2 separate regions of the Homo sapiens genome follow, and region 2 is linked to region 1. Evidence: read pairs that join two places in POLR2A ChIA-PET (ENCODE). Cell type or tissue: Panc1. All regions are shown on one strand.

Region 1 (8,000 bases):
AGCCTAACTCCTTCATGTCTCCCTAAACAGGGTCCTGTGTTCTCCTCTGGCCTGTCTGCTTCCTGTGTCCAACCTCTGCTCACTATTCTCCAATATATCCCCCTGCTGACATGTCACACTGTGTTATAGACCTAAATAACCCTGTTCCTCCGACGTATCCCAAATCCCACCCAACTTGTGAACTCCTACTTATCTGTTGAGCCCCAACGCAAGGGTCACCTCTTCTATGAAGCCCTCCTTGATTCCCTCACCTGCCACCACTGTTCATCAGGTAGATTGACTACACCCTCCTATATTGTCCCGCTTTACCCTTTCTGGGACTTCTAAATGTTCCATATTAGAACAAAATTGAGTACACTTTGGTATAGCCATTCAACGGAATATTTTGTAGCCATTAAAAAGGATGTTTATGGAGAGTTTTAAGGGACTTGGGAAGATGATTAATGAATGATAAAGTGAAAAAGCTGAATACAACTTGTATATACATTCTGATATCAACTAGAAAGTAAATGCCACAGAAAAAAGACTATAGGAAAATATGTAAAAATTTAATAGGGATTTTCTCTTGGTAATGGGATTATAGATGATGTTTATTTTATTAATCTATTTTTTAACTGGGTAGGGATTGCTTTTGTAATTAGAAAAAGTATTAAAAACTCTCTTTAATTAGGAAGATTATGTAAAGCTGTAAAGCAAATTTATTTTGCATTTCAGAGGCTGTTTCTTTATCTTGCTCTCTCTCCTGTGGCAGATTTTATGGCCGGAAGATGGTGAATATCTTGATGGCGAACACTAAGTTTGATGCATTTCTGAAGCAATCTCTCCCATCTTACGACTTGCAGAAGGTCATGGCGGCCATTAAACAGCAGGTGAGCTGTGGGGCATAAGTGGGTCATGGCCTTTTGGGGGTGGGGGTGACAGTGCTGAGCCTGGTAGCCTTCATGTGGGTCAGGGGAGTGGGGAGTGGATTCCAGAGATGTTGATTTCATCCACTACTCCTGATAGGTGAGATAGATGTGATTTCTGTCCTCTGTGCTCACACCTGGTTCTAACCTCACACTACCCATGTTCCTTGAGCCTCCCTGGGCCTCCATGCCTTCATCTGTTAACCAGGGATCTTGATCTCTGCCCCAGCTGCTTTCAGGGCTCTGGAAGGCTCAACTGTGACATCTGAAGCTCTCCTAGGTGGAAGGGATTATTGCCATTGTTATGTCTCCACTGGAATGTCTGGCATTTCCCTGGAGGGCCACTCCTTTTGGCTCATGCTCTGTGTGTATTTTTTCAAGGGAATAGAAGATAATGATGAACTTCCCTCTGCCAAAGGCCGCAAGGTGTTGAGGAGTCTGGTGGTGTGTGAGAACGGGCTGCCCATCAAGGAGGGGTATGGCTGCTCCTGTATCTCTGGGCTTCACATCTAAGACTTCTGACAGAGGCATCCTGCTTGTCCATGGCCAGGGGTGGCTCTGGGGTGGACATATGGATCTGGGGTATCGCTGAGACCTAGTTGGGGCTGCAATACTAATAGATGAATTTGCAGGATGTGTTCCCCCCAACCCAAATCCCAGGGAGACCAAATCCTGGGCTTGGGAGCATCTGCCAGTAGAAGTTGGTTCCTGCAGTCCCAGCTGAGTGGGCGGGGTTCCACTAGCATCGGTGGTTGGACTCTCTGTGTGAGCTCAGTGTTTCCTCGTTCGCTTAGACCAGCAGATCCTTTAACCACCAGAGTGGCCAGCCTGGGACTAGTTCAGAGGCCCAGCCTGAACTAAGGCAGATGAGAAGACATGGACTGAGGGGCTGGGAGGAGGGGGTGTGGGGTTGCTGGGAGCAGTTAGAAACCAAGCAGGAGTCTGATGGTCACGCCTGTGCTTAAAACTGAAGCCCTTCTGTAATGTCCTGGGCTGATCCCATCTGAACTCCTTAGCAGGGCACTAGGGAAGCCCCATGCCCACTTCTTCAAAGGTAACTTCCTGCCTACTCTCCCACTCTTCCTGTCTCGGCCTGACCAGAGCAGCACCTGGGATAAGCAAAACATGAGAGCAGCTGGTATTCATGCCCCTCCACATCCTCTCTCCCTGCTGTGCCTTTGCTTATCCTAGACACCATCTGCACCTAGAACATGTCTATTGGTTCTGCAAGATTCAGCTCACCTGTCACTTTCTCCAGGAAGCTCTACCACTCTGTGTCCTCATGTCCTCAGGGTGACAGGCTGGCCTGTTCTTCATACCTCTGTCAGCCCCGTTGATGTATCTATCTTCCCTTGGTCTGTGAGCTCCTAACGGCAAAGGCTGTGCTCTCATCTCACGGTTCTCAGTGCCCAGCACAGCTCTTGGCTCTCAGTAGACAATGAGTGTGGAATGCAGGAGTGAATCACAGAATGAGGGACAGTGGGCTCTGCTGGATGGGACCTGGGTGTAGGGCATGAGCCAGTGACCCAGGCTTGGAGCTGAAGGTGGGAGACAGTAGTTCTGCACAGAGCTGTTCTTATGCTGGCTGGAAGGGGCTAGGGGGCTGTGATGGGCATGTGATCCCAGTGTAAGAAAATGGGGCTTTTTACAATGTCCCCAGTTGCTGGGGGAGTGTGAGCAGAGCCTAGCCAGCCAGGGATCAGGATATAGGAGCTGGGCAGAAGGTTGGCTGTGATGACCTCCAAGGTCTTTCCCCACTCTTACATTAAATGTGCACCAGTTGGCCAGGTGCAGTGGCTCACACTTATAATTCCAGCACTTTGGGAGGCCAAGGTGGGTGGATCATGAGGTCAGGAGTTTGAGACCGGCCTGGCCAACATACTGAAACCCTGTCTCTACTAAACATACAAAAATTAGCCGGGCATGGTGACACATGCCTGTAATACAAGCTACTTGGGAGGCCGAGGCAGGAGAATCGTTTGAACCCAGGAGGTGGAGGTTGCAGTGAGCTGAGATTGGGCCATTAAACTCTAGCCTGGGCAGCAAGAGCGAGACTCTGCCTCAAAAAAAAAAAAAAAAAAAAATGTGTACCAGTCATTCTTTTGTGGATAGCCACTTCCTCACTCTGACTTCCCCCATTGCTTACATATCTTCTGAAAAGAGAAAAAGGTAGGAAGAGAGAGCCCTGGCCCCTGACAAGGGGATGGAGCCCTGGGCAACAAGCTGTAGGTGGAGGGGAAGCTGGGGGTGGACTAACCTGCAGGTGACACTCTTGTCTCTGCCCCACCTGCCTGTAGGAGGTGGCATGGGACCAGAAGTGGGTTCATTCCCCCGGGCTCTTCCCTGGGGGGTTCAGACGCCACGCTCCTTACCTAGGCTCAGCTGCAATGGCCCAAGGCTGGTGGGGCTGCGCTCCACACTGCAGGGCCGCGGGGAGATGGTGGAGCAGCTACGGGAGCTGACACGGCTGCTGGAGGCCAAGGACTTCCGGTCCCGGATGGAAGGCGTGGGGCAGCTCCTGGAGCTCTGCAAGGCCAAGACGGAGCTTGTCACTGCCCACCTGGTCCAGGTGAGCACCGCTTGCTTTTACTCTCCCACCTGTCTCTCCTCTGGGGGGTGCAACTTGAAGTTTGAAAACTCTGAATGGCGTTGGACATGTGTCAGACCCCTTGCTATGCAGTTGGCCTTTGTAACATGGAGACTACCTGGAAGTGGCTGAGTGGGCAAGGGCACCGCCTCCTGCCGGCAGCTTGGAAATGCTCAGAGATGTCTCTTGTCCTTCTAGCAGATTTACAGTGAGGAGGGTAGGAGGTAGAGGTGGAGGATACTGTGGTGAGGCCTTGGGTTGCTTCTGGGGAGCTAGGTGCATCATGTTTGGGGGCAGAGCATGTGGCTGGACAGGTGACTTGGCTGTGATGGCTGGACAGGTGTGTTAGGAGTAGGTACAAGCCCTTCATAGGCTGAACACTCAGGTGGGTGCCTGCTTCTTGGTGGACTGAGGCTGCTGACAGTCAGTTACACAGCTGAGCAAAGACACAGCTCAGAGTCAGCAGACCTGGGTTTCCATCCAAGCTTCTTACTAGCTGTGTGATCTCAGGCAAATCATTGAACCTCTTGGAGCCCCAGTTGTTGTTGTTTATGGGAAAGTGGGGGTGAAAATGTGCTCCATGGGTTGTTAAGATCATTCAGTAAAAATGATTGCACAGCAACTAACAAGACGCCCTGGACACTTGGCATGCAATGAGTGCTCAATACCTGTTGGTTCCTCCCCTCTTCCCACCCTTTTGAGGTGAGCTCTTCATTTTTGAGAGTGCTGTGGCATAGGTCAGGGACGCAGGAGGAGTCTCTGCTGAGGTCGCTCAGTTGGGCCAGGTGAGCTCCAAGCTGCCTGCACTGTGGGAGTCCTGCCCAGCCTGGGTTCCCATGGGCTCTTGGTTTCTGTTTCTTCAATAGGTCTTTGATGCTTTCACCCCAAGGCTTCAGGATTCCAACAAGAAAGTGAACCAGTGGGCGCTGGAGTCCTTCGCCAAGATGATCCCCCTCCTCAGAGAGAGCTTACACCCCATGCTGCTCTCCATCATCATCACTGTTGCAGACAACCTCAACTCCAAGAACTCAGGGATTTACGCTGCTGCCGTGGCTGTGCTGGATGCGATGGTTGAGAGCCTGGGTGAGTGTCCCACGTGGGCCTGTGTGGCTCTGGTCACCATGTCCACCCTCCTGCTTGGAAATCTGCAAGGTGGATAAGGCCTTGGTTGGTTCCCAGGCCAGATGTTTCACCAGAGGCTGTGTAGGGCAGAGGTGGAGCCCAGGGCCTCCAAGGCTCTTGGCCAGTGGGCTTTTCTATGTCACAGCCACCCACACCTCTGGACGGCTGGAAGTGGAGGTGATGTGGAGATGATCCAGTCCAGCCTCCTCATAGACACATGAGGGAAATGACCCCCCAGGGTCACAAAGCACCCCAGTGGGTGAGTCAGGAGTGCTGGGAAGGCTTAAGCTGGGCTGGGGCTTGGCGTGGGGTTTGTGGTGATGGGCAGGGAGGGAAAGTGGAGGGAGGGGAAAAAGGATAGAAGAAAAAACGGTGGGAGCTATGGAAGAGCCATCAGGAAAGGTGAGAGCTTCTAGGTATGACATCTTGCTTCTGGAACGTTAAGGGAAATGTTGGTGCATCTGCTTGTGTTTTCTTATTCCTCTCATGGATGCTAAAAGGTGATGTTTGGTGTACCCAGTACGTGGACCAAAGTGCAAATTCCAAACTTTAGGTGTGTGGAGAAAGTAGCACATGAGTAGACTTATGGCCAGCCCAGTACAAGGACGAGCTTTCCCAAACAAGCCTTGCTTCAGTACGAGGAAGCCATGGTCTGAAAACCACCTGTGTTTGCCTTGTTGCTGTGTGTCCTCATGAGCATAGAGCAACGTCTTGCCTTTAGCATCCAAAGACCATCCTTTAGAGAGGCTGGACACCCCTCCTGATACACTTGCTGTCCCCCTCCCCCCGACCCCACCCCACTTCCTGGCCTGAGCCCAGCTCCCTGGGGCTGGGACAGGCACCGTGTCCTTGGCTGGAGGCTCCAGGAAAAGTTTCAGTTACAAATCAAAGGCCTGGTCAGGTCCCTCTCTGCCTCTTGAGTTCATAAATATTGTCAATTTCCACTCTTCATCTCAGAGGGAATTTATGATTTGCTGAGTTTGTTGCTGTAGAACAAACAATATAAATCCAGCTCTAAATTACGGCTTGTTCTCAGCATTGCTCTGGGTAAGTGAGATTGCTCTTGCCAATAACCAAGGCTCTTGGTAAATCACCATGGGCCTTGGATTTATTGGGAAAACCTGTACCAAGCAAAATAGGCTTTAGCTATTTGAAGAGGATAAGTACCCTTGTCTAGGGAGAGGAATTTTTAACTCTTCCCCCTCCAGGTGTTTTAGTTTCCACTTTTTGCCATCAGGCCAGCCTCCTTGAGCTCTGGAATTGTGGCGCTTTGGGCAAAAAATCTAGTGTCTCATACTGTCACAAGATTCAGGTCCCTCTTATTTGGGGCCCTGTTGTACCCCTACTAGACTGGGCATCCTGGAAAGGAGAGCCTGGGGGTGGCCTGCTTTTGTGATCTGAACTCACCTGGTAGCAGGATTGTAGCTACTAGGAAGATGCCTATGTTCTCCCTTCTGGGACAGGGCCTCCTTGGGTACGGCTGATAATGTACCCTCTGGTTCATCATCCAGAGGCTTTGGTGCAATGGGAAGGGTTGGCTCTCTTCCTCTCTAATCCATAGGTCAGGGCTTAGGCTGGAATGGAATGGTGTGGCCCTCAAAGGGATGAATGGAGTCCAGTAAATCCCTGGCAAAAGGCTCAGGTGGAGCCCAAAGGGTAAAATATACTGGTTTTTGTTTTTGTTTTTGTTTTTTCGAGATGGAATTTTTGCTGTTGTTACCCAGGCTGGAATGCAATGGCATGATCTCAGCTCATTGCAATCTCTGCCTCCTAAGTAGCTGGGATTACAGGTGTGTGCCACCACGCCTGGCTAATTTTTTGTATTTTTAGTAGAGATGGGGTTTCAGTATGTTGGCCAGGCTGGTCTTGAACTCCTGACCTCAGGCGATCCATCTGCCTCGGCCTCCCAAAGTGCTGGGATTACAGGTGTGAGCCACCGTGTCAGGCCAAATATGCTGTTTTGGATCCAGGTAATTTTTGAGCAGGTGAAGCATGGGCTATCTGGGCCTGATGGCTTTGCTGCAAGCCATACCCTCTTAGCCCAGCCAGCAAAACAGGTTTTGAAAGTGTTCCTAACTTTGAAGTGACCAGCTGATTTCCACATCCATGTAGGTCAGAACTGGAGGGAGTAGGTTACCAACAAGGGGGACTCATTGCCAGGGAGTACCTAGGGTAGAATCTGCCTCTGGGAATGGTTCTTATCTGCCTGTCATGGTCTGAGCCTGGCCTGCAGATGGAAGTAACTAAATTTCCCGCTGTCCCAGGGGATTGGGTGATAGCAGCAGAGAGTGCATCAAATCGGACGGAAGAGAAGGGGTATGAAGTCTTCCCAAATCACCCAAGCTGAGCCTGGTGGTTCTAGTGGTTTCTTGGGGGACCTTTAACACCTGAGGCCCCTCTTGGAAGTGGCTTGGATCGGACATGATCCAGTTTCTTTGATGGGAAGGAGCTTTTCCCCAAACCTCCTTCTTCATGCTCCATAAGAAATTCTGGGCTCCAGGCTGGAGACGACTGTTGAATGCTGTGAAATATTTAAATGTGGAAAGTCACAAAGCAACAGCTCAGCAGGTTACTGTTTATTTCCTGCTAAACTGGAGGTCAAGGGGATCAAGAATAATGCCAAGCTAGGATGCCTTCTGGCATAAAGTCCAGATGGCACAGCCAAGTCGGGAGGATGGCCTTCTTGGGGGGACCTTCTAGAACTCACTAATTCTAGAATTCAGTGATAAAGAAGCCAGTATCATCGCTTCTAATCCCTTGGTTTCCCCAGGCTGGGTGGGGTTGAATGGAGTATTGGTTGGCAGAGCAGGTGGGGATTTCTGCCCATGTCCTTTTCATGGGAGGTAGTAAGGAATGAGACATGTTTGCAGCTTGCTCCCTGACCTCTGCCATCTCTCACTGCCAGCCTTGAGGCCTCTCTGGGATTGGGGCTCAAGTGGCATTCTTCCTACTCAGCACCAAGACCTTCTGATTTCAGGGGAATTATTCTGGGATCAAGGAAGTTCCTGAGTAGAACTGGTTGGCTCTGTCTTTGGGCTCTTATTGGGTTAGTTACAGAAGAAACTTCGCTAATGAAAACATCAGGCTGCTGACAGCTCATCCCCTCCCGATCAGACCTCAGCATTCAAGCTTCTCTGTGCCAAAAGGAACTTTCTTAATTTACTCCAGCCCCTGGTCAGTACTGGAGAGGGCAGATAAGCTTGGAATGCGGGTGGCTTCAGGTCTACTTTTGCTATTTTGCTCTCTGACTTTAAATTTATTACCTTATATAAATCATATCAACATTATAATGTTAATGGAATTTAAAAATGCATCCATGGTGCTCCTCCAATATACCAACTGCTTAAAAATATCTCTTCTATTTTTGTCTATATACAAATTTCCCT
Region 2 (8,000 bases), 65 kb after region 1:
CCTCCTCTGTTCTTTAGAGCGTGTCAGAGAGCACGATTTCAAAACACACTGGGACCGCAGGTCTCTCATTAGTCAAAGACACCCCTGCAACCTTGCCCTGGGTGATGTGGCAATTTGGGCAAAGATGGGAAGTGTTTTGCCCTCCTAAGCTGAGCCTCTGGTAGTGACCACTCCCGGCACCCAAAGATACTTTGTGACCTCCGATGGGCTGATTGCTCCCTCCCTCTGTTCCTACCATTCCGGATTCTACCATATGAGATAAAGTTTGTGTCTCATAGACTCCACGACATCAGTGAAGCTTGTGTTTTAGAGATGCAATATCCAATTCTGGAAACAGCCTTTTCTTGGCCCACTTCAAGAAGTTGGACTAAGCTTCAGGAAAACTGATATAGAAGGAGCCCCAGATGGGGATGCAGGGTGACCCAGGTCCTTGACGACTTGACAGTGACTCTGAGTCTCCTCAAACTTCCTGGGCTACTTTGCTGTGAAGTGAAAGTCCAGGCCCCATTTATGTTTCTTCTTCCTCTGCTATTGCTGCTGGCAGCCGATGAGGTAGGTGAAGGGTCATAATTAATAGTGTTCGGCCTTTTAAATCTGGTCTCCATAGCACCTCCACAATGCCATTATTGTGTTCGTGCTGCCTGTGGGGACGCTGGCTGGTGCTCTCAAAGGAGGACTCTAAGGGAGGCCTGCTGAAGCCTGCCACCACCACCAGGTTTTCTGTAATTGGATCTGCACAGGGGCCTCAGGGAGTGCAGTATGAAAACACCCATTTCCATGCACTCCCAACCAACACGCTGAACAATCTGTACTCTTGGTGAGAAAGACCCATGAGGGACTGAAAATTCTTTTTCTACGTGACACTGAGAAGACAGTCACATGGTTTGGGTAAGTCTCACTAGAAAACCAATCTCCTGTCCATACAGCCCTCTGATGAAACTCATTTCTGCTAAGGCAGAGGTGAGTATCCTGAACACAGCGTAGCATTATTTTAGACAGATGAGTGTGGGTTTCAGTAACTGGATATATAATGAGGCAACTTTGACATATTTTACAGGAATGCAACCTTTTGTACGTAATGGAATGATCAGAAAGTCAGTTCAGCACTCCAAACTTAAAAGGAGTATTAAAAATGCTTCACAATTGACTTTTTTTCTTCTTACGATCAATGAATAGATAATGCTACATTATTATGAACTAAAGCCTGTGGTTTACATTAGGATTCACTTTTGTGTTTTACATTCGGTGGGTTTTGACAAATGCATAATGTCGTATGTCCACCCTTACGGTATCATGCAGAATAGTTTCACTGCCTTTAAAAGTCTCCTGTGCTCCATCTGGTCATCCTTCCCGCTCTCTTTCCCAGCCCTGACAACCACTGATCATTTTACGGTCTCCATTGTTTCACACAGCTTTTTCAGCCTAGCTTCTTCACTTAACAATATGCACTTAAGTTTTCTCCGTTTGTTCATGGCCTGATAGCTCATTACTTTGTATCACTGAATAATATTCCCTTGTATAGAGGTACTACGGTTTGTTTATCCATTCACTTACTGAGGAATGTCTTGGTTGTTTCCAGTTTTGTCAATTATGAAAAAAGCTCCTACTAACATTCACGTATCGGTTCTCGTGTGGACATAAGTTTTCATATCACTTGGGTAAATGCCTAGGAGCATGATTGTTAGATCATATGGTAAGACTATGCTTAGCTTTGTAAGAACTGCCAAGTGATGTTCCACAGAGGACTTATAATTTTGCATTCCCACCAGCAATGAGTGAAAGTTCCTGTGTTCCACATCCTCACCAGCATTTGGTGGTGTTGCTGTTTAGGATTTTAGCCATTCTAATAGGCGTGTAGTGGCATCTCATGGTTGTTTTAATCTGCAGCTCCCTAATGACATATGATGTTAGCATCTTTTCACATGCTTATTTGCTATTTGTATATCTTCTTTGGTGAGGTGTCTGTTCAGATCTTTTGCCCATTTAAACAATTGAATTTTCTTTTTATTAAATTTTAAGCCTTGTATATTTTGGATAACAGTCTTTACCAGACATGTGTTTTGCAAAGATTTTCTCCTAGTCTGTGGCTTGTCTTTTCATTGTCTTAACAGGATTTTTCACAGAACAGAATTGAAAAAATATAATGAAGTTCAACTTGTCAGTTTTTTCTTTCATTAATTATGCCTTTGGTGTTGTATCTAAAAAGTCATCAGCAAACCCAAGGTCACTTAGATTTTCTCCTATGTTATCTTCTAGATAGATGTTTTATAGTTTTGAATTTTACGTTTATGTCCACGATCCATTTTGAGTTAATTTTTGTAAAAGGTGTAAGATCTGTGTCTGGATTCATTTATTCGTATGTGGTTGTCCAGTTGTTCTAGGGCCATTTATTTAAAAGACTATCCTTTTTTTCCATTGAATTGTCTTTGCTCCTGTGTTATCAGTGGACTATATTTGAGTGAGTATATTTCTGAGCCCTTTATTAGATTCCATTGATTTATTTGTGTATTCTTCTGCCAATTCCACAGTCTTGATGGCTGTAGCTTTGTAGTATATCTTTAAGCCTGTAGTGTCAATCCTCTGACTTTGTTCTTTAAGATTGTGTTAGCTATTTGGGGTCTTTCGCCTTTCCACAGAAACTTCAGAATCAGTTTGTCAACATGTACAAAATAATTTGCTGGAATTTTGATTGGGATTGTGCTAAATCTACAGATCACGCTGGGAAGAACTGTCATTTTGACATTATTGAGTCTTCTGATCCACAAACATGAAATATCTCTCCATTTATTTAGATTTATTTTATCAGAATTTTATCATTTTCCTTATATACATTTTGTACATATTTTGTTAGATTTATACATAACTCTTTCTCTCTCTCTTTTTGATGCTAATGTAAATGGTATTGTGTTTTAAATTTCAAATTCCCATTGTTAACTGCTGGTATATACGAAAGCAATTGACTTAAAATTTTATTTTATTTTATTTCAAATTTTAATCTGTTTATTTATTTTGAGACAAGTTATGTTACTGGCTAATTTTTGTATTTTTTTGTAGAGACAGGGTTTTCGCCGTGTTGCCCAGGCTGGTCTCAAACTCCTGAGCTCAAGTGATCCGCCCACCGTGGCCTCCCAAAATTCTGGGATTACAGGCATGAGCCACCATGCCTGGCCACAACTGACTTTGGTATATCAGTCTACCTTTTAAATCCCCTCTTTGCCTTTTTCTTTCATTGATTTCTTCTGTCTCTTGAAAGAGAAAATACTCAGGGTTTGGAAAAAAATATGAAATTAAATATTTTAAAAATTAGACTTTATTTTTAAGTTTATAGAAAATCGAGCCGACAGTATGGAGAATCCCTATGTGCCCCCCAACAGTTTCCTCTACTGTTAATATCTTCCATTAGTGTGATACATTTGTTGCAAATTTAAAATTTAAGTTTAATGCAGTAAGTAGGTATTGAGTACTTTTAGGCATGAACAAGAAATGTTCCCTACCCCCATGAAGTTCACAATTCCACTGAGAAGGCAGGAAAAAAATGCTGTCATATGAGCCATTAATACAAAATAATGCACAATTTGGTTTTAAGGTGTGTCCTCCTGAGCAAAGAGGAAGGCTCTGGAAGTGAGGTAGGAATGGGATAAGTGCAGGTAGATTACAGGCAAAGTCCAAGCAGAAGGAAAGGCCTGTGCAAGGTTACAGAGGCAGGAATGTTAGAGGGAGGGGCTTAGCACATATCACATTGGGCAGAGGTGGGAAGTGACTTTGAAGAGCAAACAGGACAGGGTCCATTGTATTAGGGTGCTTTAGAGGGACAGAACTAATAGGATAGATGTATAAATGAAGAGGGAGTTTATTAGGAGAGTTGACTCACACGATCACAATAGACAGCCTGTAAGCTAAGGAGCAAGGAAGCCAGTCCAAGTCCCAAAACCTCAAAAGTAGGGAAGCCGCCCAAGTGCAGTGGTTCACACCTGTAATTCCAGCACTTCGGGAGGCAGAGGCAGGCGGATCACCTGAAGTAGGAGTTTGAGACCAGCATGGCCAACATGGTGAAACCCTGTCTCTACTAAAAATACAAAAATTAGCCAGGCGTGGTGGTGCATGCCTGTAATCCCAGCTACCTGGGAGGCTGAGGCAAGAGAATCACTTGAAACCAGGAGGCAGAGGTTGCAGTGAGCCGAGATTGTGCCACTGCACTCCAGCCTGGGCAACAGGCTTTTTTTTTTTCCCCCCCCCAAAACAAAAAAAAAAAGAAAAAAAAAAAAAGTAGGGAAGCCGATAGTACAATCTTCAGTCTGTAGCTGAAGGCCCAATAGCCCCTGGCAAATCACTGCTGTAAGTCCAACAATCCAAAAGCTGAAGAAAATGGAGTCTAATGTTCAAGGGCAGGAAGCATCCAGCATAGGGGGAATGATGGAGCCCAGAAAACTTAGCCAGTCTAGCCTTTCAATGTTCTTCTGCCTGCTTTTATCCTGGCCATGCTGGCAGGTGATTAGATGGTGCCCACCTGGATTGAGGGTGGGTCTGCCTCTCCCAGCCCACGGACTCAAATGTTAATCCTTTGACAACACCCTCACCGACACACCCAGGAGCAATACTTTGCATCCTTTAATCCAATCAAGTTGACACTCAGTATTAACCATCACAGTCCTTCATGCTGCTGTGAGGAATCAAAACTTGATAAAGGGCTTAGAGTTGAGTTTCTGAGCAGATCTTTAGGATCTGGTTTTCCCAGGACCATTGGTTTTTGGCTTCACATATATCTCAAGCCAGATACTCTGCACCGTTTGCTTCTTTGAATCAAAATTAAAGGCTCATGCCAAGGAGAAGCACTGCTTCTGGGGGAGAGCTACCAAATGGGACCACGGCTTTTTCATTTGCCACAAGGGTAGAATTTTGTGTGTGCACATAGGAGGAAAGCAAACAGCTTAGGAGGTCATAAATAGCAATATGGACCCTACAGGGAAATTGCCCTGAGTTCTCCAGGCCCCTTTCCTGGGTTGAACTCACTCTCCTTGAAGGCCTTTGTCATTTCTGGTGGTCAGGAAAACCCTGTGGGGTCTCTAAGAAGGGAGGAAAGCAATGAGGGAACTGAATGAACCCTATTGCTTTAATCTCTTCTCACTACTAGGGGAAGAGCAAGGAGGGCATAAAATACCCTATTTTTCTTTCTTGGTCTTAGTTAACTTATCTCAACAGGCGTCTCTAGATTTACATGGAATTGCTTATTCAGGTCATCAATGAGACTGCAGGGACACGAGAAAGTTTTGTTAGTGAAAGGACATATACACAACTTTGGTCACACCTGCCCCACGAACATCACCTGCCTTCACAATCTCTCTAGGTATCCGCCCCTTCTCTGTTGTTTCTTTGCCCCCACTCCTACTGTTGCCACCTGAGTTCAGGTTGCCCACTTGACTGCAAGAGCACAAGGGCAGCCACCAACTCCCTGGCTCTCGTCCCTCTCACAGTCACTGCGTTCAAAACATCAGAGGCAGCTTAGAGCCATTCTTTTCCCATACAAGGTGTCTCATCCCTTCTCTGAAGCACCGCATCACTTCCTTTTCTTTTCTTTTTTTTTTTTGAGACAGAGTCTCACTCTGTCACCCAGGCTGGACTGCAGTGGTGCCATCTCGGCTCACTGCAATCTCCGCCTCCCAGGTTCAAGTGATTCTCCTGCCTTAGCCTCCTGAGTAGCTGGGATTACCGGTGCCCACCACCACGCCCAGCTAATTTTTATATTTTTAGTAGAGACAGGGTTTCGCCATGTTGGCCAGGCTGGTCACGAACTCAAGTGATCTGCCCACCTCGGCCTCCCAAAGTGCTGGGATTACAGGTGTGAGCCACTGCGCCCAGTACACCACTTCCTTTCGGTTCCCACCCTGCCCCAGGACCTCAGCACCCTCCCTAAAACTCCCCCATATATTCTGCATCAAGTCTGGACTCTTGGGCCTGGATTTCAAGATGTTCCCTCTCAAAACCTACCAGCCTGTCCCGTGCCTTAGTCCACTGCTGCTCATTTTACCCCTGGGCCTGGCATTTTTTCCTCCTTCTCCCTCCAAAGAACAATTTAAGTTCTACCTTCTCTATACAGGGTTGCCACTTTGAGCATATAAAATATCAGATAGTTGGTTAAATTCTAATTTCAGATAGATAAAAAATGTTTAAAAATATGGGACATATACTAAAAATTACTTATTATTTATATAAAATTTAAACTTAATTAGACAACCTATATTTTACCTGTCAACCTTATGTCTACAAAGCCTGTTCTTAATGACCCAATTTTCTCTGATCTCCTTTTTTTAGTTTCTAAAACACCCAATTTAGTCTTTAATTCAGTATTTCATTCTATGCTATTTTATACTTATTAATTATATATATAATTTTAACACTTATTGAGTAATTATTCAACATCAGGGAGTGTGCTAAATTCTTTTCATACCATAACTTACATTCTTATAAGATTCGTGATAAAGTAGGTACTGCTACAATACCCATTTCATAAATGAGGGAGCTGAGTTTTTGAGAGGTTATTTTATTTATTTAAGGTTCCAAAGCTAATTAAGAACTTGAATGTTGATCTGTCTGTAGGGTGACCAACTTGTTTCAATTTTCGTGGCACTGCTCTGTTTTTTTTTTGTTTTTGTTCCTGGTTTTGTTTATTTTTTGAGATGGAGTTTTGCTCCTGTCACCCAGGCTGGAGTGCAATGGCATGATCTCAGCTCATTGCAGCCTCCGCCTCCTGGGTTCAAGCTATTCTCCTGCGTCAGACTCCAGAGTAGCTGAGATTACAGGTGCCCGCCACCATGCCCAGTTAATTTTTTTTTTATTTTTAGTAGACACAGGGTTTCACTATGTTGGCCAGGCTGGTCTCAAACTCCTGATCCACCTGCCTCGGCCTCCCAAAGTGCTGGGATTACAGGTGTGAGCCACCACACCCCGCCAGCACTGCTCTGTTTTTAAACTGAGGCCCGCATCCCAGGAACTCCCTCAGTCCTGGGCAAGCCCTAAACATCTGACTTCAACATTGAGATTCTATCTTACTTCTCATTTTTCATGGGTTTTAATTGTGTTCTCTCAGCTAGACTATGGACTCCCTAAGGAAAGGGACACGTCTTATGGTATTTACTCATACTAAGAATTACTTAGTAAGTGCTTGACAAGTCAGGAGTAGGAAGATCCTTCACAGACCAAATCTCTTTTCTAGGGTCTCTTTGTTTTTGTTTGTTTGTTTTGAGACAGGGTCTCTGTCACCCAGGCTGGAGTGCAGTGATGAGATCTTGTCTTACAGCAACCTCCACCTCCTGGGCTCAAGTGATCCTCCAGCCTCAACCTCCTGAGTAGCTGGGACTACAGACACATGCCACCACGCCCAGCTAATTTTATTTTATTTTTTGTATTTTCTATAGCGACAGGGTTTTGCTATGTGGCCCAGGCTGGTCTCGAACTCCTGTGCTTAAGTGATCCACCTGCCTCGGCCTCCCAAAGTGCTGGGATTACAGGCGTGAGCCACCACGCCCAGCCTCTGGGGTCTCTTTGGATTGTAGGAGCTGAGGACTGTGTGGAGCTCATGCTTGGGAGTGGCCAGTCTCAGATTCAGCTGAGACCTGAGTATGACGAAGCCTTTGCAATAGAGGCACACATGTTTTCATGATGCCACTGGATTCTGCTTGCAAAGATGCCAGGCGATTGCTATCAGCAACAATGCCTCTAAATTGCTGAAAATGCAGCTCCCTGGTAGGTAGGTCACTTGACAAGCTGAGCCTTGAGAGGCATCCTGCTGTGAAGTCTGAGTTAGGGTATGGGTGAGGCTGGAGAAACAGAAGTCAGGGTGCTAGGACGAGCGGGGTGCAAGTGGGCGGCAAGCCAGTCAGCACCTTGCTGGATGGGACAGCACCGTAGGAAGCTGTGTGGCTGTTGTTTTTTTGCTGGGACTCTGCTTTTGTCCAATGGGCACATATCCAAAAGATTATATATTATTACATTATTACATAATA

What was found. ChIA-PET counts read pairs that join two places held together with the same protein. Peaks named below come from ENCODE experiments on the same cell type or tissue, not always from the same donor. Only the 100,000 strongest peaks of a DNase experiment are listed, where the experiment ranks them.
Region 2: POLR2A ChIA-PET joins it to region 1 with 10 read pairs; 6 of 35 experiments call an interaction of 5 or more read pairs at or near these places.

What each region holds. Positions count from the first base shown.
Region 1 is chr2:29,032,183-29,040,182 of GRCh38, forward strand. It overlaps TOGARAM2 (TOG array regulator of axonemal microtubules 2), which reads left to right. Exons shown (of 20, transcript NM_199280.4): 15 at 752-869; 16 at 1,287-1,381; 17 at 3,282-3,474; 18 at 4,359-4,575. Among named protein-coding and RNA genes, the nearest start is that of PCARE, 38 kb to the right of the region's middle. In Panc1, no CTCF peak of the experiment used is centred here; no DNase peak of the experiment used is centred here; H3K27ac peaks cover 2,366 bases.
Region 2 is chr2:29,097,060-29,105,059 of GRCh38, forward strand. The region is part of intron 1 of LOC105374386 (a long non-coding RNA gene); the gene reads right to left. It also overlaps a transcript of CLIP4 not described here. Among named protein-coding and RNA genes, the nearest start is that of CLIP4, 14 kb to the right of the region's middle. In Panc1, no CTCF peak of the experiment used is centred here; no DNase peak of the experiment used is centred here.